Regions from separate parts of the Homo sapiens genome. Here all the other regions are linked to region 4. A link is a contact called in ENCODE Hi-C or POLR2A ChIA-PET data. All regions are on one chromosome and are shown on one strand. The core of a region is the stretch at or near the end of the contact, and the rest is flanking DNA. Distances in the headings are between cores, read along the strand shown.

Region 1 (4,105 bases), core at 410-2,909, 440 kb before region 4:
GTTTCCACTTTTTGGCTATTATGAATAATGCTGCTACGTACATTTGTGTATGTTTTGTGTGGCCATATGTTTTCATTTCTCCCGGGTAGATATCTAGGAGTGGAATTGCTGTGACCCCTGGCCTTTGTACTCTGCCTCCTTGGCTAGGGATCTAGTATCTTCCTTGACAGGCCCAACTATCTCATCCTTCAGGTTTCTTAAAGGAAGCCTCGCTGACTCCCATGGCTGAGTTGGGTCTTCTGTGCCACCCTACCTCCAATCTTTGCACATTTCATATGGTGATATGATGGCCTGGGTCCTGATCTTGGCCCCCACAGGTGAGCAACTTGAGAGAGACTATCTGCTTTGGTTCACCACTGTCCATCCCAGTGCCTGGCTCTCCTGCTGCTGGAAAGACAAGAGACAGATTCTGAGGCCAGAGCAATCAGGAAAGTCTTCCTGGAGGAAGCGGGGCTGGAGTTGGGTTGATAGGTTGGTTTGCCCCAGAGCGGGGCAGAGGGCTTTGATTGGCTTCGGTGGAAGAAAGGTGAAGAGAGCTTGGAGAAAGGAAAGATGGATGGGTGACAGGCAGGCAGAGAACAAAGCTCAGAGCCCCGGGGGCTGTTTAGTCTCGGCCCCTGTAAGGCTGCAAAGTGCCAGTGACTCAGACGTGGAGGGAGGCTCACAGGCTGCAGCGCGCGAGGCTCCCACATTAACCCTCACCTGCCTGGAATCGAAAAGCCACAATGGAAGCACTCGGCATTAACCCTCAGCTGCCCAGTCCTTGAGCCCCAGGGCCAAGGGCTGTGGACATGGCCTTGAGATCCCCGGGAAAGCCCCGCCCCCCAGAATCTGGTTACGTGAGGCTCAGCCTTCTGATGCCCGGTGGTGAACTTGCCCAGAGAGCACCTAAATACCGCGGAGTGGCCAAAGGCTTGAGCGCCCAGCGACAGACAAGTGTCCTAAGAATTGGTGCCTCTTCTAGGGAAAAGGAGGCCTGGGCTCCAAGGCCTTAAAGACTCGCCTAATTTTCCGCACGGATGAGTAGACCCAGGCCCAGTTCGGATCCGTCTTTATCTTATCGTCTGTGTCAGAGAAATATGTCATATTTCCAATCTCTGGCGGCAAGAAAATGCCGAGCTCTTTTGCTATTGAAAAAAAAAAGGGAAGAAAACACTGCGGCCCTAATCCTGCCCAATACAACCCAGAACCCAGCCTTGGGTGTTGCCCCGAGGGCGCAGCGCCGCTCCCATCGGCGCTGGGGGTCCAAGCGGCCCTGGGGCCCCGCAGGCCCGGGCTGAGGCCACCCCTCTGTTCCCGCGTCGGTGGCCCTGAGCGCACGGCGCTCGGAACTCGGAGGTGCCAGAGGCTCGGGCAAAGCAGGCCTGGGGAGGGCGCGAAGCCGCGTTGTTCCGATCCTCAGCCACCTGAGTCCCAGCCTGGAACCTTCGGACCCTCGCGTTCGGCCCGAACGTTCGGGCCCCCTCGGTGCCAGGCGCCCCGAGTGCCGCGGCGCGCCGGGCGCGGGCTGGGAGCGGCGGACTGCGGGCGGGACAGCGCCCCCGCTCCTCCCGTGGGAGAGCGCGCGCCCCTCCAGGAAGCTCCCGCCTCGCCTCCCACTTCCCTCCCCACTCCCCTCCTCGGCCGGAGGGAGGAGCCCGAGCCGCCGCCGCCGCCGCCGCCCGCCCGCCCGGCCCGGGAGGAGGACCGGACCCCGAGCGGCTGGGAGCGCACGCGAGCGGGCCGTGGCCGCGCGGGCAGCGCCCTGAGCCTGTCCCGCGCCCGCGGGCCCGGCCGAGCAGGAGCAGCTCCCGGGGATGCCCGGGCGGCTCGGAGCGCGGGCAGCGGCAGCCGTGCGGTGAGGGCGGTGGCGCCCGCGGGACCTGCGGTGAGTGGGGCCCGGGCAGGCGGGGCAGCTTGGCGTGAGTGCCCAACTTCGGCCTTGGGGCTGGGCTCTTTGATCCAGCTGCGGGTCCGAAGGAACCCGGGTTCCGCCTCGGGGGGCTGCGGCGCTCTAGCCCCCGCCGCCAGCGCGAACCCGGACTCCGGCGCTTCGGTGACTCAGCTCCGACCCGGCCACGCGGGGGCGCCCCGCCGGCTCCCGGACTGCGGGGAAGGGCGGGCGGGGTCCCTGGGGAGGGGGGCGCCCTCGGGGGTCCGAGCCCAGCTGCTTTGGGGACCCTTCCACCCGCCCCGAGGGGCTTGGAGGGCGTACGGGAGGTGGAGACCCGCCGCTGCCGCAGCTGCTGAAGGCGTGAGGTCGCCCTGGCTCTCGGCGGGCGCTGGCTCCTCTCCGCTCCCCTCTGCCCTCCTCCCACCCCTCAACACCCACCCCCTGCCCCAGGCAACTGCCGGAGGGCCGGCTCCCAGCCCCGGTACTGGGAGCGCAGAGGGGGAGTGGAGCTGGGCAGCTTCCCAGAAGTCGGAGTGTGTTTGCAAACTAGTTTTTGCGAAAAAGCTGTCTGGCACCTGTGTGTTTAAAGGGGGTGTGGGGGTGGGCATGGAGAGAGCGGGCGAACAAGGCCCTCTCTTATTCCCCGTTTCTCACAGCGATGCTCCTCTGAAAATAGAGGGGTCTTACACCCTCTTCCCTGCTCTTCCCACCCCATCCCCCAGCCTCGCTCCACGTCCCCCCGAGTTCAAGAAGCTCTCCTATGGGGAAGGGGCTGCTTCAAAGGGGGCTGTGATTTGCCCAAGGTCACAGATGCTGCTGGCTCTGGTAGCTAATAGGGTGTTCATCTTGCATCTGAATCCCCTGCCCCATATGTACTGGGGGAAGGGACAAGGGGTCTGGAAGAATGATCTTCCAGACAAAACGCCCTTTTTTTTGTCTGCCTTAGTTTTTTGCTCCCTTAGAGGTGTGTGCTGTCATCAAAGGTTGGGGGGCTTTTTCTGCCCCTTGGGCATCCACAGCTTCACGGACTGCAGGGAGCCCATGGTTTTCAGGAAACAGGCGGTGTGCGCAGATTGTAATCCCTGGCAGCTGCAGCCTGCCCTGATGGGGAGGCCTGGGAGACCTGGGTCTGAACCCCACCTATGACCAACAGGGAACTTGGCCCAGACCCTCCCCCCCTGTGGCCCTCTGGGTCACCATCTGTGAAATGGGCTGATGTTCCGGGGCCTGCCTCCTGGAGAATGGACACAGCATGAAGGCGTGGTTTTATGGCATTCCGCCTGGCATAGGTCCAGGTGAGCTCCAGGACCGCCCCAGCCAGCTGGATTGGAAGGGGTCACCCAGGCAGGTTTCTCCATGGAAAGAACCAGGGACGAAGGATGTGGACGCTTGGGTTCGTTTTGCGGCCGTCACTTCCTGTCTGCGTGCCTTGTCACCCCTTGGACTTGGGGGGTTTTCTGTCTGTAAAATGAGGCAAACTGTGACATGATCCAGCTTACAGTAGGGCGGCTGGGAGGCTGGAACTGGGGAACAGGGAGCAGACGTTCTGCAAGTAGGGAGCACTTCATGAGTGGCAAGTGTGGTGTCTCTGGTGGTGTTCCAACGGACACTCCCTCTGGAATGTCATGAGAATTAAAAACTGGGGCATAAGGGAAGAAGATGGCTGAGAATGGAGCCTCGGTTTCTATGTCTGTAAAACAGTAAGTACTGGACCCCATCTGGTCCTCCTCCCAGTCCTCAGTTTTTATATCTATACACCTTCATATTCTTTTCAGGTAATTGTGTATTTCTGCAAAGGTAGGATTAAATTAGATTGCAAGGACTCGGGTGCCAGCACTTATTGGTACGTGGTGAGTGCCTGGTTAACTGTCATTGTCATTATCCATGGGAATATTAAGAAGCCTGATGTGGGTGACTGCATCCAGGATCCTTTGTGGGGTTGTCTCAGGCCAGCTTGCTCCTCCCCCTCCCGTCAGGACTTCTGGGCTGTTCTAGGGGCAGGGGCCTGGGGTGAAAGAAGACCAGGAGAAGTGGTAGGTCTCATCCAGGTGTCCCCATTTCCCCACATCTGGCTGGCCTCACAGGGCTCTAAGGAGTGAACAGAAAACAAAAGAGCACTCTCTAGTAATTTTCTCCCTCCTGTCAGAGCAGGAGGCATCATCGCCAGGCACGGTCCCGATCTGAGAAGCCCTCAGCTCAGGGTCAGGGTGCCCCCAGCCTGATGGAGGTCTC
Region 2 (4,130 bases), core at 936-3,435, 270 kb after region 4:
GTGGGCCAAAGGACAGGGCAGAGGCTGATCTAAATACGTGGGCCAGCTCCACTGAGGAAACTGAGATGGACCAGTGTGGCGTGGAAGAAACCAAGGGGAGCAGCCAAATGTCCTCTTCTCCAGGCTGCCTGGCACAGAGCTGGGCACACAACCAACCCTGCAGACCAGCTGTCCAATGGGCAAGGGAAGGAGCAAGGCAGGTCCATCTGCAGTCTCGGCTGCTGGGAAGGTGAGACAGTGCAGGGCATTGGAGGCTGACTCCACAGTGGACAGAGAAGACTTTCAGGGAGATCAGCTCAGCTCAGTCTGAGGGGCAGGGACAGGAGGAGATAGCGTTTCTGCGGTTATCAGGAAGGGAAGTGGAGGAGGCAGCCAGGAAGATATCGGGAAGAAAGAGGAAGGGCGTGTGCTAGATCCCGAAGAGGAAAAAGCAGCTGAATTTAGCAGCCTCAGGGGTGTGAAGGTCAAAAGTATCAAGGAATCTTAAGCCCAGGGTTCTGGGCCAAGAAAGCAGGACTCTCTCTCATTTACATGGGCATCTGAGATGAAACCTGGTGTCCGGGGACTTCTACCAACCTAGGATTCGTGGGGGAGGGCAGTGGGACTGGTTCAGAACCTGGCTCCCCTGTTTACTAGATGTCTGACCTTGGGAGAATTACTTTGCCTCTCCGTACTTCATTATCTCCATCTATAAAATGGGGAGAACACCACCTTATAGGGTTGCTCTAAAGATTAGACAAGGCCAAGTGTTCAGAACAATACTGGCATATACAAAGAGCTCCAAAATTTTATTTTTCAGTTACTTTGCTCCAGTGGTGGGTGAATGCAGAGGGCCTGGCTGGGGAAGAGGGTCTCTGCCTCTCTGGGTTTAGACCAGGACAGCAGAGCTGCAATACTCCCCCTGCCCTAGATCAGGGACATTGCAAAGACTGGGGGGACAGGCTGGACAGCTGCTCAGAGACTGCAGCAAGCAGGGCTTGGTCGCCCTGGGAGAGCAGGCAGAAGGTCAAGGAAGTTGTACAGGGAATGCCACCTCCCTGCACACCATCATCTATCCTGGGCTTTCCAGGGCAACCTAGATTTCAAACCCTCTGCTCCCTGGTGCCCCTGTGAACAGCAGAACTCACCACCCTGTGCCCCTAAAGTCCACTCACTGCAAATGCAGGGCCCCATTCTGAGACTGCATTCCTAGCAAATGACTCTCCCTGGTCAAGGAGACGGCTACTCTAACAAGGGCATGGGGAATACACGTCTGGGAAAGAATGGGTGCTCACCCTGTTCAGGCAGAGGAAAAGCCGGGGAAGGTGAAAGACCAGGGGTGGCCACAACCCGCAATCTTGAGACAGTGTTGGGGTATGGAGGTGGGGGCTGGGTGGCAGTAAATGGTACTCCAGAATTTAATTAAACACAGCTTCCTCTTTAATATCTCCCAGGACCAGGCCCTTCACTGCACCAGCCAGAGTTCTGCTCTAACTAGCAATGCTGGGCTTAAAGGGGTGGTCCTGGGATCGCCCTCCCTGCTGAGACCCTCACAACTGCTGCGGCTGTCAATGGCCCGATTCCTCACTGCCCGGAGGGCACCGGCCAAGGCCCTTCTTCCTAACCTCTGGGCGGGCGCACCCCGCCCCAGGCCCTGCCAGGGAAAAAGCGAACTCCCCAAGGGACGTGGTGGGAGGGACCCAAAGGCAGCCTTCCAGGGAGCCCTGGGGGTGGGGAAGACGCCAGGAAGGGGAGAGGGCGGCGCCGATTGACAAGCCCATCCCGGGTAGGGTCTGCGCTCTTCTCGTTCAATAAAATCCAAACGGGGTCCCGAGGCTGCTCGGATCCCGTGGGACACGCCGCCCCTGTGCCCAGCTCCCAGCAAGGTCCTCGACTCGGGCTGAACGGCGCTGGAGGGGACCTCGCAGGGCTGGGTCTCCCGGGCCTTTCCCTCCCCGCGCCCATAGCGGGTCCGGGCAGAGGGGTCCCGAGGGCAGGGCCGGCCCGGACGCGGCGCCCCAAACGGCGGGCCGGGCAGAGCCCAGCGCCCCGCTCGCACCCAGCCCGCCCGGGCCCCCCACTCACCGGCCTGGCGGAGGCAGGATCCAGGCGTCGCCGCAGCGCCCGGGGCTCGGCCCGGCCCGGCCCGCCGGCAGGAGGCAGCTCCACGCCGCCGCCTCCTCCTCGGCCAGCCCGCTCGCGCCCCTCCCGCACACTTTCCACAGGAAATGATTAACTCGGGCCGCGGCGCGTTCCCATGGCAACCGGCTCCGACCCCGGCGGGGGGCGGCGGCGCGCGCCCGCACTCACGCGCACTGGCGCGCACGCGTCAGCCCGGGCGCGCCCCCGCAGGTCTCCCGCCGGCACTCCCACTCCCACTCCCACTCCTTCGCGGGGCCTCCCACTCGGTCTCTCCCGCCTCCCCGCGTCCCGCACTCGCACTGGCACACGTGCTCATGCGTTCCCTGAAGGCTCTCACAAAACAGGCCTGCACACGGGCTGGCACACACGAGGCAGCCCACACAGCCCCACACCTGGTGAGCCATGCGTACTTTTGCACAGCCTCAAACCCGAGTGCAAAACTTCCACGCGAGTACTCACACATACACTTCTCACGCGGGCTCTCATACCAGTACGTGTCTTCCCATCCCAACACACACACAAGCTCTTACTCACGAGACAATACATGTACATCCCTTACCGTGTCCTTGCACGCGCTGGCGCACATGCACTCACACTGTTTACAGCGCACACGCTCTCACTCGCTCCACCACCTACTCGCTGGCCAGGCCGCCTTCTAGCCACAGCACTTCCTACCTCTGCACCCCCAGCCCCACCCCAGCAAATGAATATCTTCCCAGCAAGGAAGCTGCCTGGAGTCCCTTAAGGTAAAACACACCAATGGTGCAGCAGTTCCCGGCCTTGCTGCAGAAGGCCCTGCTACTGGGGCACCTAGAGCCTCAGAAGAGGCCTGGGGGAGGCCAGGGGCCTGCCAGCCGGGAGAGACAGCTGACCTGGAGGAGCCACTCTGTTCTTTGTCTCCCAAACAGAGGCAGCATTTTATTCCAGAGCCAGCAGCAATATTCTCCCTCACTCTCCACACCCCCGGGTGCGGAAGAGGAGAAAGCAAGTCACTCTGAAGCCAGCCCATGCAGGCTGACGGTTCTGCAGATAATCCCAGGAGGGCGGGTACTCTGTCCCTTCCTGCTTGTCAGGGGATGGCCCAAGAAGATCAAGGAGAGGACTGGAGGGGGTCGGGCAACTCCAGGTGGGTTCTATCTCCTGCTGCCGCCCAGGCGCTGGGCTGCCAGTCAAGAATCTCGACCAGCGACGGAGCCAAGGGCCTGGGCCTCAGATTGTTCTGGACGCCAGAGCAGGACAGTCACAGTCCCCCAGCTGGAAGCAGCCTAGTGCATGCTTTATTTGACAACTGAGATTCCTCAGTGAAGGCCTGATAGAGGGTGAATGTAACGCTCCTGGAATCATTCCCTAGAGAGTTAGATTTCCAGCTGAACACCACACTGGAGAACCCTTCCAATGGGAGAGAAAGCCTTATTTGGGGAGTTATGATCTCTGAATTCCTCTGCCTGCCCTCCAAACAGCAGTGATCCAGGGGACCGCAAGGGTGGATGAAGGCAAAATGTCTCTAGAATTCTGATTTAGTATCTATCTCCCTTGATTATAGTCCCTATGAGTTGATGGGGCGGGGGATGGGGAGGACAGAATGTCTTTAAAGTCCTGGTTCAAAACTGGAGACTTTTTCTTACTCAGGGATTGAGTACATTGACATTAACTGTAGGTCCTTCCCACCAAAGCCAAAGCCAGATTTTTAAATTAATAATAACATTTATTGTTCTTTTGCTTTGATTACAAAAGTAATAGATGTTCATTGTAACCATATCCCACACACTGGAGATAAATGCTGCCAACACTTTAGAAGTCTTTTTTTTTCCTGTGTACATAATAGATGCCATTATTGAAGCTAACACTGTGTCAGGCACAGCACTAAGCTCTTTATAAACAAAATCCCATTTAACCCTGAACACCCTATGAACACCAGTACTGTTTCAGGACACCCGTGTTTCAGGAAAGGAAACTGAGCCTCAGAAAGTTTGTTCACAAATGCAGTGTGTGATAGAGCTATGACTCCA
Region 3 (4,112 bases), core at 232-2,731, 350 kb before region 4:
CTTTCAGATCCTTACAAATTGTTCGCAGGTCATCTAACTAAAAGACTGTAAAAGCTGCTGTCGGCTCAATACTTTGTATCAAAAAGGAGTCTACCCACTGATTCCCTTCAAATATTTCAGAAGGGTGCCTTCCATTTTATGGTGTCCCTGTGGACACATGAATACACCAAATAACTGATGAATCGACAAATCTTATGTCACAGGTGGTAGGCAAGAGGTCATCGGGAATTCCGATCACCAGGCTCGCATCTGGCTTCTTGGGTCCCACTCCTGAACTAACCAGTCGGGCTACCCGAGCGTGCGGGAGTCTGAGAAACTGCATTTTAAAAGGGCCCCAGGAGATCTTGTTTTCCACTAACATTAAAGAACCACGACTACGAACAAACAGGTCTCCCCCTTTCCTCTGTGTGGACTGACAGTCACAAGGACCACCAACTCTCAAGCATGACGCTTCAACTCTCTTTGTTTCTTAAGTTTTCTGCAAAACGGGCCAGCTGGCTTGTTTTCCGTAATAGAAAATTCGCTTGGCACAGCAACTGGTACATGGCACACAATAAATGTGCTTCCCATCCTGCACTGCCATTCTGGGATTCAACCATTTCCAACCAGACGCCGCACATCCGAGTGAGTAACCTGGACCTGTTCCAAGACCTCTGGAACGGAGCCTGCTACTCACTTGAAACCTGGGTGGCCCTACCTAGCAGAAAATTGGGGAAACCCCATTAAACGCCCGGCAGTGTTGGGCCCGCCTGAAAGGGTCCTCGCCGCGACCCAGATGCCTTCCCGCGGGCACCCTCAGCTCCCCTCAGGCTGGGCCCGCAAGCCCCAGGCTTCGGCTACTCCGGACAAGGAGCGGGTGCGCGGACTGAGAACAGGCCTGGCCCTAACCCTAACAGCAGCCGCAGCTCATCTCTTCCGTAAGGAAGCTGGAACCCAGGTGTCGCCGCCAGGCCAGGACCGAGGCCGCACTCACCTACCGGCGCGCGGGAGGCGAGACGACCTCACCTCGGCGGCGCCCACCCCAAACCGCCACCGCAGAGCCGCTCGCTCTTAAAAAAGAAAAAAAAATGAAAGGAAGAAAGAAAGAAACAGAGGAAGGAATGAATGAAAGAAAGAAAAAAAAAAAGAAAATAGCCTTTGCTTTTGTATTTCTTTTGACCCTTCAGGGCTTCCTGTTCCTCACCGCCACAATAGAGTCCCGCCCCACTTCCGGCGACGTAACCCAATCCGCGGAGCTCTTCCTCCCCGGGAGCCCGATGGAAATCCGGTACCCTGAAAACGAGCCGGAGAGACTTGATTGGGCCATTCACGCCTCAGGATGAGGACTGGCCAGTCTGCGCCTGGAGGGCGGGCCGGTCCCGCTGATCACGTGACACGATTTTTGAAAGGTGATTGGCTGTCAAGGAGAGGGCTTGCCACCGAGGAAGGGGCGTTTCCTAGGGGACTGAGGGAGGGCTGGGGCGGTACGAAGCGGGGGTGGGCTCTGCGCGTAATGGCAGCGCCGTGGCCTCGCGTCCATCTTTGCCGTTCTCTCGGACCTGTCACAAAGGAGTCGCGCCGCCGCCGCCGCCCCCTCCCTCCGGTGGGCCCGGGAGGTAGAGAAAGTCAGTGCCACAGCCCGACCGCGCTGCTCTGAGCCCTGGGCACGCGGAACGGGAGGGAGTCTGAGGGTTGGGGACGTCTGTGAGGGAGGGGAACAGCCGCTCGAGCCTGGGGCGGGCGGACCGGACTGGGGCCGGGGTAGGCTCTGGAAAGGGCCCGGGAGAGAGGTGGCGTTGGTCAGAACCTGAGAAACAGCCGAGAGGTTTTCCACCGAGGCCCGCGCTTGAGGGATCTGAAGAGGTTCCTAGAAGAGGGTGTTCCCTCTTTCGGGGGTCCTCACCAGAAGAGGTTCTTGGGGGTCGCCCTTCTGAGGAGGCTGCGGCTAACAGGGCCCAGGTGAGAGGCAGCTATCTATCTCCTGGGGTGGCTCCTGGTACCGATGGGGTCCTGACCTACTCAGGGGTGCCCGGGATAGAAAGGGTAGATGAAGGGACGCTTTAGGAGGGTTCTTTTTGTGGAGTTTACGGTCTAGGTGGCACGGATGAGGCATACCTCCCCGGGGAGATTTAGAAACGCCTTGGGATAGAGAGAGAATGGGGCTAGGAAGCAGGAGCTAGAACTAGCGGAATGTCCTACTACGGAAGCCGGAGCTGAAAATTGGGTAAGGACCTTGGGGAGAGGGGATTTCTGGGCGGTGATGGGAAGAAGACACCTCCATCCACAGGAAAGCCAGAGTGGGGAGTAGTGAAAGGGAAACGGGAATTATTCCCTCTCTCTGTAGATCGACCAGGTGTCCCAGACACAGGATCCAACTGCTTCCGGGCTTATTGCCCGAGTGGGGTGGGGAGAGTCTATCCCACCAACACCCCTTGCGTGAGTCCAAATTAGGCATTTGTCTCTCCTGCTGCCTCACTTTCCCCGTCTTTGGGGAGGGAAACCGACTGAGACCGAGGCGGTCGGCTGAGACTCCGAGGTCCTGTCTTGTATAGTTCTCTGAGAGAGGTTGCTCCCCCTGGAGTGTTGTACTTTGAACTTTGAAGGGTTAGAAGTGTCTGTTATCGACTGAGTAGAATCCCGCAGTTTTCCAGGCCCTTTACCTACCATCTGTTCTTGCTTAGTGGAGTGACTTAACCTCCTTAAGTCTCTACTGTAAAATAACCAGCGCAGTATGTGAAAGTACAAATTACAAGCTGCGTGAACGTAAGTTAGTGTGATTCTACCACCAAACGGGTTGCTGTTGAGGAATAAAAGTGAAGGCACTTTCTAAAATGTAAAGTAGTATGTAGAGGTAAGGGGTGGGATTAATACAGTCGTTGTCTGTCACCTGCGGAGTGCTGGGAGCCATATTGTACTGAAAGCTTCAAGGTTCACAGCTTCTTAGGTCATATTAAGATCTAAACCCATGGTTTCAAACCCTGCTTAGATGGGGATGGTGGGATTTCCAGCTTTTGCTCTCAGAGTTTTCATTTACTTTGAACTTCTTATGGTGCTGGCAGGAGTTACCACTGTAATATCTTTTCCTTCAGGAATTATTTTCCCCTAACAGCTGAAATTTTCCTCTAAGTAATTTGATCTCAACATTGTAAACCTCCTCCCCCTTTTGCATATATATATGCATGGCTTTTGGATGTCTACAGGCAGTGAATATCATACTTTCTCCCTCAGTTGTGATTTGTAAAGACTGCCTTTTTTCCTCCACGAATACTATGCGTTGTTGTGGTAGCCCTAGACTATAGATTATGAGGCATGTTGGAAGTTGCTTTTAAATTTCTCTTGCACAGTGGTTCTCTTTATTTTTCCCCTTATGTGGACTTTGCATTTCCTGGGATGGTATCTTGCTTTGTAGATCCCTCTATGAGATTGTAAGAGACTTGTGTCCCTGTATGACATTTTACTAGTGTTTGGTTCGTCGTACTTGTTAGAGATGGTTTTCCAAATATCGGGCAATCATTTCCTGGGATGGTATCTTGCTTTGTAGATCCCTCTATGAGATTGTAAGAGACTTGTGTCCCTGTATGACATTTTACTAGTGTTTGGTTCGTCGTACTTGTTAGAGATGGTTTTCCAAATATCGGGCAATTTATATGGGATTTTTTCCGAAGTAATTTAGTTGTGTTTTTGGTTTTTTTGTTTGTTTGTTTTTTGAGACGGAGTTTCGTTCTTGTTGCCCAGGCTGGAGTGCAGTGGCGCTATCTCGGCTCACTGCAACCTCCGCCTCCTGGGTTCAAGCGATTCTCCTGCCTCAGCCTCCGGAGTAGCTGGGATTACAGGCATGTACCACCACGCCCAGCTAATTTTGTATTTTTAGTAGAGACGAGGTTTCTCCGTGTTGGTCAGGCTGGTGTCGAACTCCCGACGTCCTGTAATCCGCCTGCCTCGGCCTCCCAAAGTGCCGGGATTACAGGCGTGAGCCACTGTGTCTGCCTTTCGAAGTAATTTTTGTACTGCTCTGAATTTTCTGTTTTTGTGATCCTATATTCTGTGGATCTTTTTAAAAACTATAACTGGTGATTGTGAGTTATTTGATCTCCCAGGATGCATGTTGCCCTAACCTACTATTTAATGTCTTT
Region 4 (4,219 bases), core at 1,620-4,119:
ACACATACAGCCCCGGTAATGCACAGACTCACACGCAGCCCCAGTAACGTGCACACTCACACACAGCCCTGGTAACGCACACACTCACTGAGGGGCAGCAGCAGCGCAGAGCATGGCTTACAGTCGTGGAGATGCCCCAGCTGCCCTGCCCGCCCCTTCCACCAGGCTCAATGCCCTCTTGCCATGGGGTGTCTATGTGCGTGGGGCGTGGCCTCCTGTTCCCTTGGCATACTGCCCCACCAAGGGGCAGGTCACGGTGGGACCGGCCACCACAGGCCCCGGGGAGCCTTTCCTACCCCACCCTTCGTTGTCCTGCCTCCCAACAGCCAGACAGGTCTATTACTGCTTTAAGTCTCTGGGTTTGTATTCCAAATGCCCATGTCCCAGACTCCAAAACCCCCACCCATCTTCAAGTTCAGCTGCCACCAACTCCAGGAAATGCCTTGATCTCCCCAACCCCACCCCCACCTGGGGACCACAGCCCTACAACCTCCCACAGCCAAGCCTGGCAAGCTGCCATCTCTCTTCTGGCAGTACAGGCTTCCCTCATCCAGATGGGACACTTGTGCCACTTAGAGCTTCCATCAGGGCTCCTGAACCCCAGCCCCACAGCTGTGCTCACTGGTAGCTCACTCCAGGACAGAAACAAGAATATTTTGAGCTGACACTTGCTGCAGGCTAGGCCCTCATCAGCCCTGCCCACAGAAAGTGACCCAGTGGTTCCTGTTGCTTGTGGACTTGTCTGGAATATCTCTCCTTCCTTCATCAGCAAACTCCTACACATCCTTCAAAACCCACCTCCAGTGTCCCCTCCCCTAGGAAGCCTTCTCTAACCTCTCTGCACAGAGTATGCTCCCAAAGCACCAGGCACCTCCGTGTTCTACAGCAAAGGCCTTACTTTGAAGTCCACGAGCGAGGGCATCAGCACAGGGCCCAGCATACAGCAGATGCGTGATGGATGGAAGGTACCCCTAAGAAGGTGGTACCACTCTTAGGGGTACCCTTGTGACCATGCAGAGTTTGGGAAGGTTGAGTCATCCTAAAGATCAGGAGTCAGTCGGTGGCCAGGCTCTGAGACAGGTAGGTATCTGAGCCTGTCTGGCCAGGGTTGGAATAAGAGGTCATCTCACGGCCAAGTCGGCTGTCCCACCTTTTACCTGGGGAAGCCTAATTGACCCACTGGGAACAGCGTTGTGTTTTGTCCTCAGCATGTTTGGATGGGTCTCTCCATATCAGTGAGAGGAATGAGCAATGCCAAGGCCTGGACAGGGGCCAGCTGAAGGGATGGGGAGCCCAGTGCCCCAACCCCTTCCCCGGCTCTGAAACCCTGTAGATCCTCCCAGAGCCTTTCAGGTAGGGCCCTGGGACAAGCCCATGGCCACAGGCCTGGCTGTGGACAGAAAGCAGAGCCCAGTGGGAAACCACAGAGGACAGCCTGATTGAATAAGTGCAGGGCCCAAGGCTGGTCAGCCCACAGACTGCGGGCACCTGTCCCTGTGACCTGCTGCCCAGGATCCAGCTGCAGGACCTCTGGGGGGAGCTGGCTGGCGGGAAAGGAAGGGATGGCGGCTAGGCCTCCAGGCTGGACCTAAGCCCAGGGGTAGGCACCCCTGGCCTATTCCCAGGTAGCCCCATCTTAGACTGAGGAGCCACAGAGACAGCCTGGATCATTGATTTGAACTCCTTTCTTTACATATGGACCAACTGAGGCCCAGAGGGACAGCTACGTGTCTGTGTCCACACCGCGGACCAGCAGCAAGGCCAGAGTAGGGAGCTGGTGATGGGATGCCTCCTCTTCTGGATCTTAGCCACCTGAGGGGCACAATGCCCCCGAGAGCACCTACACGATGGGGTCTGCAGGCACCAGGCCAAGTGGATACGCACAGCTGGAATGGTGGGGTGAACCTTCATGGGGACCCAGCCCCACCCCGACCCCAGCCCCACCCCTCTCGGCAACACCGTGAACTCTTCACTCTTGTACAGCAGACATCCCGCTAGTCCCAGCTCCATCACTGATATGCTGTGTGATATCTGCAAGTCCCTGCCCTCTCTGGGCCTCAGTTTCCTTACCTACAGGATGGGGAGAGGCACTAAAAAGATTCCTGAACGCTCTAACAGGTGGGCAGACCTCCCGAACCCAAACCAATCCAACCCCCACAAGAGCCCTGGGAGAGCGGGGGTGGGAAGGTGGACACCACCCCCACCTAAGGTACTGAAACTGAAGCCCCAGCCCTGCGTCGCCTTAGTCCTCACTTAGTCGACCCCTCCCAAGCCGCTGGCCCTGCGAACCGCCCCGCTCCACCTAGCGACGGGCGGAGGGTGGAGGGGGTTCCCGGCCCGCGCCGCGCGGTCCCGCCCACCCCACCGCATGGCCCCCATTGGCAGTCGCCGCGGCTCTGGGCAGGGCGCCGTGCTCTGATTGGCCAGCGCCGCCCGTCCATCCCGCATTCGCCATGGCGACCACGTTGGGTCCCCCGGGAGAGTCCCAAATTCCGTCCCCGCCCGCCGCCCCCTCCCGTCCGGCCCGGGCCGCGGCATTCCGGAGGCGCCTCCCCTCCCCCATCACCCCGCGGCCCCTCCCCACCGGAGACCTGGGGTTCCGGGGGCTGAGGGAGGCCGGGGAGGCGTCTAGAAAGTTCTGCTCTGAGTTCGGGGGTTGCCGCGGGCGCCCCGACTGTGTCTGCTCCTCCAGCACGCCCCACAACTTAACCCCTTCCTTCCCGCGGAAGGCGCGCGGCCTGGAGCAAGTTCCCGGGCCGCCTTGGCCTGCCGCCCCCCGGCCTGCCGCCCCCGCTCACCTCGGGCCGGGACTTGCGGGCTCCGTACGTCCCAGCCGCTGCGGCGGGGTAGAGCGGGCACCGTGCAGCTGCGACCGCCGCCGGAGGGGCCGAGGGAGGGCCGCGGAGTCTCCTCCTCCCTCCCGGGGGGAGGGGAAGCAGGGGGAGCGGCGGGGCCCCCGAAGCGGTCGCAGGCTGCGGCCCCGCTGTGACCCCGGCCCACCGAGCTGCTGGGGTGGGGGCTCCAGCCTAACTTCGGGGCGAGGGGTGCGGGCCGGGGCGGTGGGCTCTGCTGCAGAGCGGGCCGTACCCCAACGGAGGCCCCACCCCCGTGAGGGGCCGAGAGTTGCGGGGGGGCTCGGCTTTCTTGGTTCAGGTTTCCTCAGCGCCAACTACGTACTAGGCGCCCCCAGCAGAAACGGCCACCGCGGGTCCCAGCTCGGCACGTGGAGCGAGCTTACCAAGTCTTCACTGTTGTTACCTGCATTTTTCCCTGGGCCAGCTCTGCCACCGAGTGGAAGTGGGCCAACAAGTCTGTGCCCATCGGGCCTCAGTTTCTCTTTCTGTACAACAGAAGGGTTGACGAAAGCAACCTTGCGCTTGTTAAGAGGTGGGGGGCGCGGGGAGCACTCGGCCCGGCGGGCGGAGACTTTTCTCTGCATTGCGATGGTGGTTGGCAGGCCCTGGGGAATTACGGTACTTCGCCTTCGGGGACGCCCAGCTGTTTTGGGGCTTTCTCTCTATTGGGGGTAGGATGTTTGTGGTCTTGACTGGAAAGCCGGGACAGGCGTCTGGAGGACTCCCCACTACATCCTGTACCCTGGAAGGCCCCCGAGGTGAATCTATTTAAAAGAAGACCAACAATTCACCAAGATGGTGGGGAAAACCTGGCCTGATTGGGATTTTACCTAGAAAAAGAAGCTAAATATTACGAAGATAAATTAGTTTTACCCCGTGATTAACGGAGTTTAGATTATGATTGCAACCACGCACGCCTTAAAATGAACCAAGAATGAATCAGATGTTAACACTGGAAGTCTTGCTTTTTCTTGTAATAGTTGAGTATGTAGCATCCTTCCCTTCTGAACTGGTTTTTGCAGTAAGAGATTCATTTTTGCAAAAATATTTGAGAGCTTCCTCAAACTCAAGGATCACTCTGAATCCTTTGATAGTCCAGTGCCTTTTTTCGGGTCTGGGTCACTTCCCTTGCAGACGTTCCCTTTCTCTGTGGGCAGCGGCTGTTCCATTTCTCCTGCTTTGCTTCCACCAACTTCATGAAATCCCATACGTTGCAAGACTGGCAGTTTCACTTGTCGATTCATTTGCTTTGTATTTGTTATGCGTGGCTGAATGTTGAAAGCGTCTGTTCACCAGCCAGAGATAGATAGGAGATGTATGTGGGGTTTGAGTACTCAGAGGACAAGGGCATCCACATTTTACAG
Region 5 (3,707 bases), core at 233-2,732, 500 kb before region 4:
TGAAAGGAGCCCCAGTGTGTAGGATATAGACAGCAGGCCAGGGCAGGAGTTGGGTAGCCAGAGGGGGATTCCGGGAGACTAGAGCCCTCCAGCTTAAACCCAGGGGATTGCCTGGCCTGTAGCTCTGGTCCTGGTCGGAACTTCTGTATCCCTTTCACACAAGGACCCATTAGGGTCCTGGATTGCCCCAGCCTAGCGCATGGGTAGAGACTCAGCTCTTTGCTCCCGGAGCCCACCCACAATCTCTTCTGTAGAGTCTGGACTACTGAAGGCTCGATTCCAGCTGGGGCTGACATCTCTGAAGCACAGATGAGGAGGAGGATGAGATTAATGATAATAGCAGTCAAGGTCAATTGAGTACTTGCCATGTATGCACCAAGCACCAAACTAAGGCAGTTCACATACAGTCTCCCATTGAGAGGCTGTGATTTGTCCAGGGTCACACAACCAGGAAGTGGAGAAGCCAAATTGGCACCAAGGTCTGATTGACTCTAGGTGGAGGATAGGGCTCGATGGTGGAAGGCCAGGCTGAGGATGGATTCTGGAGATGGCGGACATGGCCTTTGCTCAGCCTGGCCTTGGTGATGTCCCTCCAGGGCTGCATTTCTTGACAGCCTCATGCTCCAGATGCCCTCTGAGCTGCCTCTGAGCTCCCGAAGGATGAGGTACAGTGATGGCCTCCAGCCCTGTGTGTGATTCCAGCCCCCTCCCTTCCCCTGCTCAGAGCCTGCTCCCAAACCTGTGCCCAGGCCCCACATGCTCCCTGAAGGACACCTGACCTGCTGTGTCCAGGGGTCATGGCCTGGCTTCCCTACCTCCTACCTCCCCTGCCCAGCCCACCCCAGACAGGGCTCACAAGGCAGCCCCGTCAACCACCTTCCCAAGCCCAGGAGACCCCACTCCCCTTAGCTCCCTGACCCCCAGCAGCTGAGGGGTTGTGGAGACTCTGAAAAGAGGTGAAGGGGAGCACTGGGCTCCTTCTGTCATGATCCTGGTGCCTGGGCCTGGGGGCTCCCATCAGCACTCTTCCCCCCTTCTCTCTTGGTCTTTGTCTGTCCTAATCTCCCTCTGTCCCTCTGCCTGTTTCTCTCATTTCTTCCCTCTCTCATCGTGTATTTCTGTTTTATCAGTTTATTTAACTGTTATTTCAGTCTTATCTGTCTTCCTCTGATCTGCTCTCTCTCTCTGAGGTCTCTGTGCCTTGGTTTCCTTCCATCTGTGTCTCTGCCCACCCTCTGCCTATATGTGACATCCTGTGGGTGTCGTGTGTGTTGGTCCCTCTTTGTCCGTCTGTCTAGGTGCCAGATACATCCCAGTCCCTCCTCTCCTGCAAGCCTCATTCTCTGCCTCTGTGTCTGGGGGGTGGGAAAGCGGCTCCTTCCCGCCTCTGTTCAGTGGGGCATGCAGCACTGTGTTTTTGTCCCTGGGCAGGCTGACACATTGTGGCCTCCAAGAAAAGCACCTAGAGCAGCTCTGCAAGGCTCTGGGAGGAAGCTGCCACCTCGGTCACCTCCACCTCGAGTGAGTGGTTTGTGTGTTGGAAGGTGGGTGGGTGGGGCCAATTACAGTGAGTTAGTGTTGGTGTTTGGGTTTGGTTTTTAAGATTTAGATCAACTGTTCTTTCCCTGCTGAAGTCAGAAACCCCTTGGAGAATCTGGTGAAAGTTGTGACTCTTCCTCCCAAGATACAGATCCCCCATGTCTGACACGCTCGGAGGCTCACCCCTGGTCCCTCAGAGGTCCACGAACCTCAGAATAAGAACCTGGGGGAGACCCCAGCTGCCCGTGCCAGATCTGCTGAGATCTGGCCTGGCAGCCCAGGGCTGTGTCCAGTTTCAGGAAGTTGAGTAACTGGAATGCAGGGACCATGCTGCCAGCAACCCACTCCCCACCTGCTAATGTTCTCCCCTCCCTTCTCCCCACCCCCAGCTTCTCAGGCAATGCTCTGGGGGATGAAGGTGCAGCCCGGCTGGCTCAGCTGCTCCCAGGGCTGGGAGCTCTGCAGTCCTTGAAGTGAGTAGCCCGCTAGGCAGAGCCTCTGAGGCTGGGGCAGGGGGGGAGCATTCTCTGTCCCATCCCCCTCTTTCCTGGGGTTATTGTAAAGATTAAATCGGAAAATGCATGAAAATTGCCCCTAATACAATGTAAGTTCTCGGTGAAGGCTAGCTAATAGATGATTCTTACTCAGAGAGTCTGTGACTCAATAATCCCACTTCTGATTCAAGGTTTCACTTCTGGAACCTGTCTCCGCATCTCTGAACAGGCTTCTGAGGCCACCCTGGGGAGGGCAGGTGTGGGTGCGAAGTATGACTAACGGCTGGCAGTTGTTATTCTGGCCCTGGGGTGCCGGGAGGGGCTGGGGCTGTTAGCTGGGGTATGGTCAGGGTAGACAGGGAGGGTTTGTACCAGAGAGGACACTCAAGCAGGGTGCCCAGGGCTGCCAAGGATCCCTGAGTACCTGGCAGAGAGTGTGTAGGAGGAATCCCCAAAGTTTGCCTGCAATGGACCAGAGTTCTTGATCCCTAAATGCCCTTGGTGCTTTTGGCTCACAAAGCACCCCCTCCTCCCAGGCACTTCTGGGCCAAAGCCAGAGGAGCCCAGGGGAGAGGTCACAGGTCCTATATTCCAGGCTGTCTCTGTGAACACGCTTTGCTGTGTGATTCTGGGCAAGTTACATCCCCTCTCCGAGTCCCTGGTTCCCAGTCGGTAAATACATAAATTGCAGGCGTGGCCTCTGTTGGTGGCTACGATCTCTGAAATGAGTGCTGGGGCCTAAGGACCCCCTGCTCACACCCTGTTTTTGTGCAATGCTGGGAAGGAAGGGAGTTGCCTTGGTTCCTGTTCAGGGCCTGCACCTGGGAAGGAAGGAAGGTCTAACCATTGCAGGCAAATTACATGAAGACTGGAGGTTTTAGTATGTCCTCATGTGACCTTCTTATTAGTGTGGACTCGTGACCTGGTGCTGTGAGGGTCCACACTCGCCCTACCAGTGTCCCCGTGGGAGGGGAGTGTAGCATTAAATAGTAAATAGAAAACAATAACAAGTTGACAGGAGACCCTGAAAGAAAGGAGACACTTTGTTCCTGCTTTCTGCACAAGAGACCCTGCATTTTCATTTTGTCCTGGGTACCACCCCTCCCTTATCAGGTGGAGAAAAGGAGGCCCAGCTCCAGCCAGAAAGCACTCCTCAGATCCATCACAGACCGAGGGACCCACTGGGTGCCCATCTCAGCTCTGTCACCAACATGTCTCATAACCTTGGGCTAGACCTTGATTCTCTCTAGGACTCTGTTTCCCCATCTCCACCATGAGGACTTGCAAGGGGTGCTCTCTGACCATCTTGGGTTCAGTGGGTTCCGTCATCTGGAACCAGGGATCCCTCCCCCGCCCTGTGCCCTGACCACAAAGAGGATGTGTTTGGGTCCTGAGTGACCTCCATTGTGCCACCCCTGTGATCTCCAGCCTCAGTGAGAACGGTTTGTCCCTGGATGCCGTGTTGGGTTTGGTTCGGTGCTTCTCCACTCTGCAGTGGCTCTTCCGCTTGGACATCAGGTGAGCGTGCCTCTCCGCCCCCAGCCCTGCCCCTGTCCCCCATCCCACAGGTCATCTGCTCCCACGTGGGCCCCTTGTCCACCAGTTTCATGCCAACCTGTCATCCTCAGCACCTTGGGCAGTACCAGATCTGCAGAGCATGTGATGGGCGTCCAC

Evidence for each region. A loop is a pair of places that touch in the nucleus more often than their neighbours do. ChIA-PET counts read pairs that join two places held with the same protein, here RNA polymerase II (POLR2A). Pooled maps may share reads with other maps.
Region 1: a loop to region 4 is called in a map of ascending aorta, with 2.5 times the contacts of the local background. The contact joins the promoter of CPNE2 here to the promoter of CCDC102A in region 4. A Hi-C loop is called at or near these places in 1 of 168 maps with a recorded cell type or tissue (ascending aorta) and 4 of 50 pooled maps.
Region 2: a loop to region 4 is called in a pooled map, with 2.9 times the contacts of the local background. The contact joins the promoter of KIFC3 here to the promoter of CCDC102A in region 4. A Hi-C loop is called at or near these places in 1 of 168 maps with a recorded cell type or tissue (naive thymus-derived CD4-positive, alpha-beta T cell), 2 of 37 single-sample maps with no recorded cell type and 9 of 50 pooled maps. POLR2A ChIA-PET finds 5 or more read pairs at or near these places in 4 of 52 experiments (BJ, T-cell, activated CD4-positive, alpha-beta T cell and 1 more).
Region 3: a map of B cell shows a loop between it and region 4 (7-fold over the local background). The contact joins the promoter of RSPRY1 here to the promoter of CCDC102A in region 4. A Hi-C loop is called at or near these places in 7 of 168 maps with a recorded cell type or tissue (B cell, CD8-positive, alpha-beta T cell, GM12878 and 4 more), 11 of 37 single-sample maps with no recorded cell type and 20 of 50 pooled maps. POLR2A ChIA-PET finds 5 or more read pairs at or near these places in 5 of 52 experiments (B cell, CD4-positive, alpha-beta T cell, GM12878 and 2 more).
Region 5: a loop to region 4 is called in a pooled map, with 5 times the contacts of the local background. The contact joins the enhancer-like site here to the promoter of CCDC102A in region 4. A Hi-C loop is called at or near these places in 8 of 37 single-sample maps with no recorded cell type and 7 of 50 pooled maps.

What each region holds. Positions count from the first base shown.
Region 1 is chr16:57,090,924-57,095,028 of GRCh38, forward strand. It overlaps CPNE2 (copine 2), which reads left to right and starts at 1,660. Exons shown (of 16, transcript NM_152727.6): 1 at 1,660-1,867. RefSeq lists silencers at 1,182-1,251, 1,272-1,521, 1,632-1,681, 1,742-2,151.
Region 2 is chr16:57,800,306-57,804,435 of GRCh38, forward strand. It overlaps KIFC3 (kinesin family member C3), which reads right to left and starts at 2,186. Exons shown (of 20, transcript NM_001130100.2): 1 at 2,065-2,186. RefSeq lists enhancers at 1,129-1,805, 2,483-3,159.
Region 3 is chr16:57,184,848-57,188,959 of GRCh38, forward strand. RSPRY1 (ring finger and SPRY domain containing 1) reads left to right here and starts at 1,482. Exons shown (of 15, transcript NM_133368.3): 1 at 1,482-1,604. PSME3IP1 (proteasome activator subunit 3 interacting protein 1) reads right to left here and starts at 1,192. Exons shown (of 7, transcript NM_024946.4): 1 at 974-1,192. RefSeq lists enhancers at 817-866, 2,178-2,822 and a silencer at 1,567-1,776.
Region 4 is chr16:57,533,702-57,537,920 of GRCh38, forward strand. CCDC102A (coiled-coil domain containing 102A) reads right to left here and starts at 2,870. Exons shown (of 9, transcript NM_033212.4): 1 at 2,799-2,870. It also overlaps a transcript of ADGRG5 not described here. RefSeq lists a silencer at 2,163-3,112.
Region 5 is chr16:57,040,054-57,043,760 of GRCh38, forward strand. NLRC5 (NLR family CARD domain containing 5) reads left to right here. Exons shown (of 49, transcript NM_001384950.1): 17 at 597-665; 18 at 1,432-1,521; 19 at 1,929-2,012; 20 at 3,462-3,551. Among named protein-coding and RNA genes, the nearest start is that of CPNE2, 51 kb to the right of the region's middle. RefSeq lists enhancers at 1,780-1,829, 2,100-2,199. Within about 2 kb of position 1,483, at least 9 of the 41 ENCODE cell types and tissues checked have a DNase peak (open chromatin) inside an H3K27ac peak, as active enhancers do.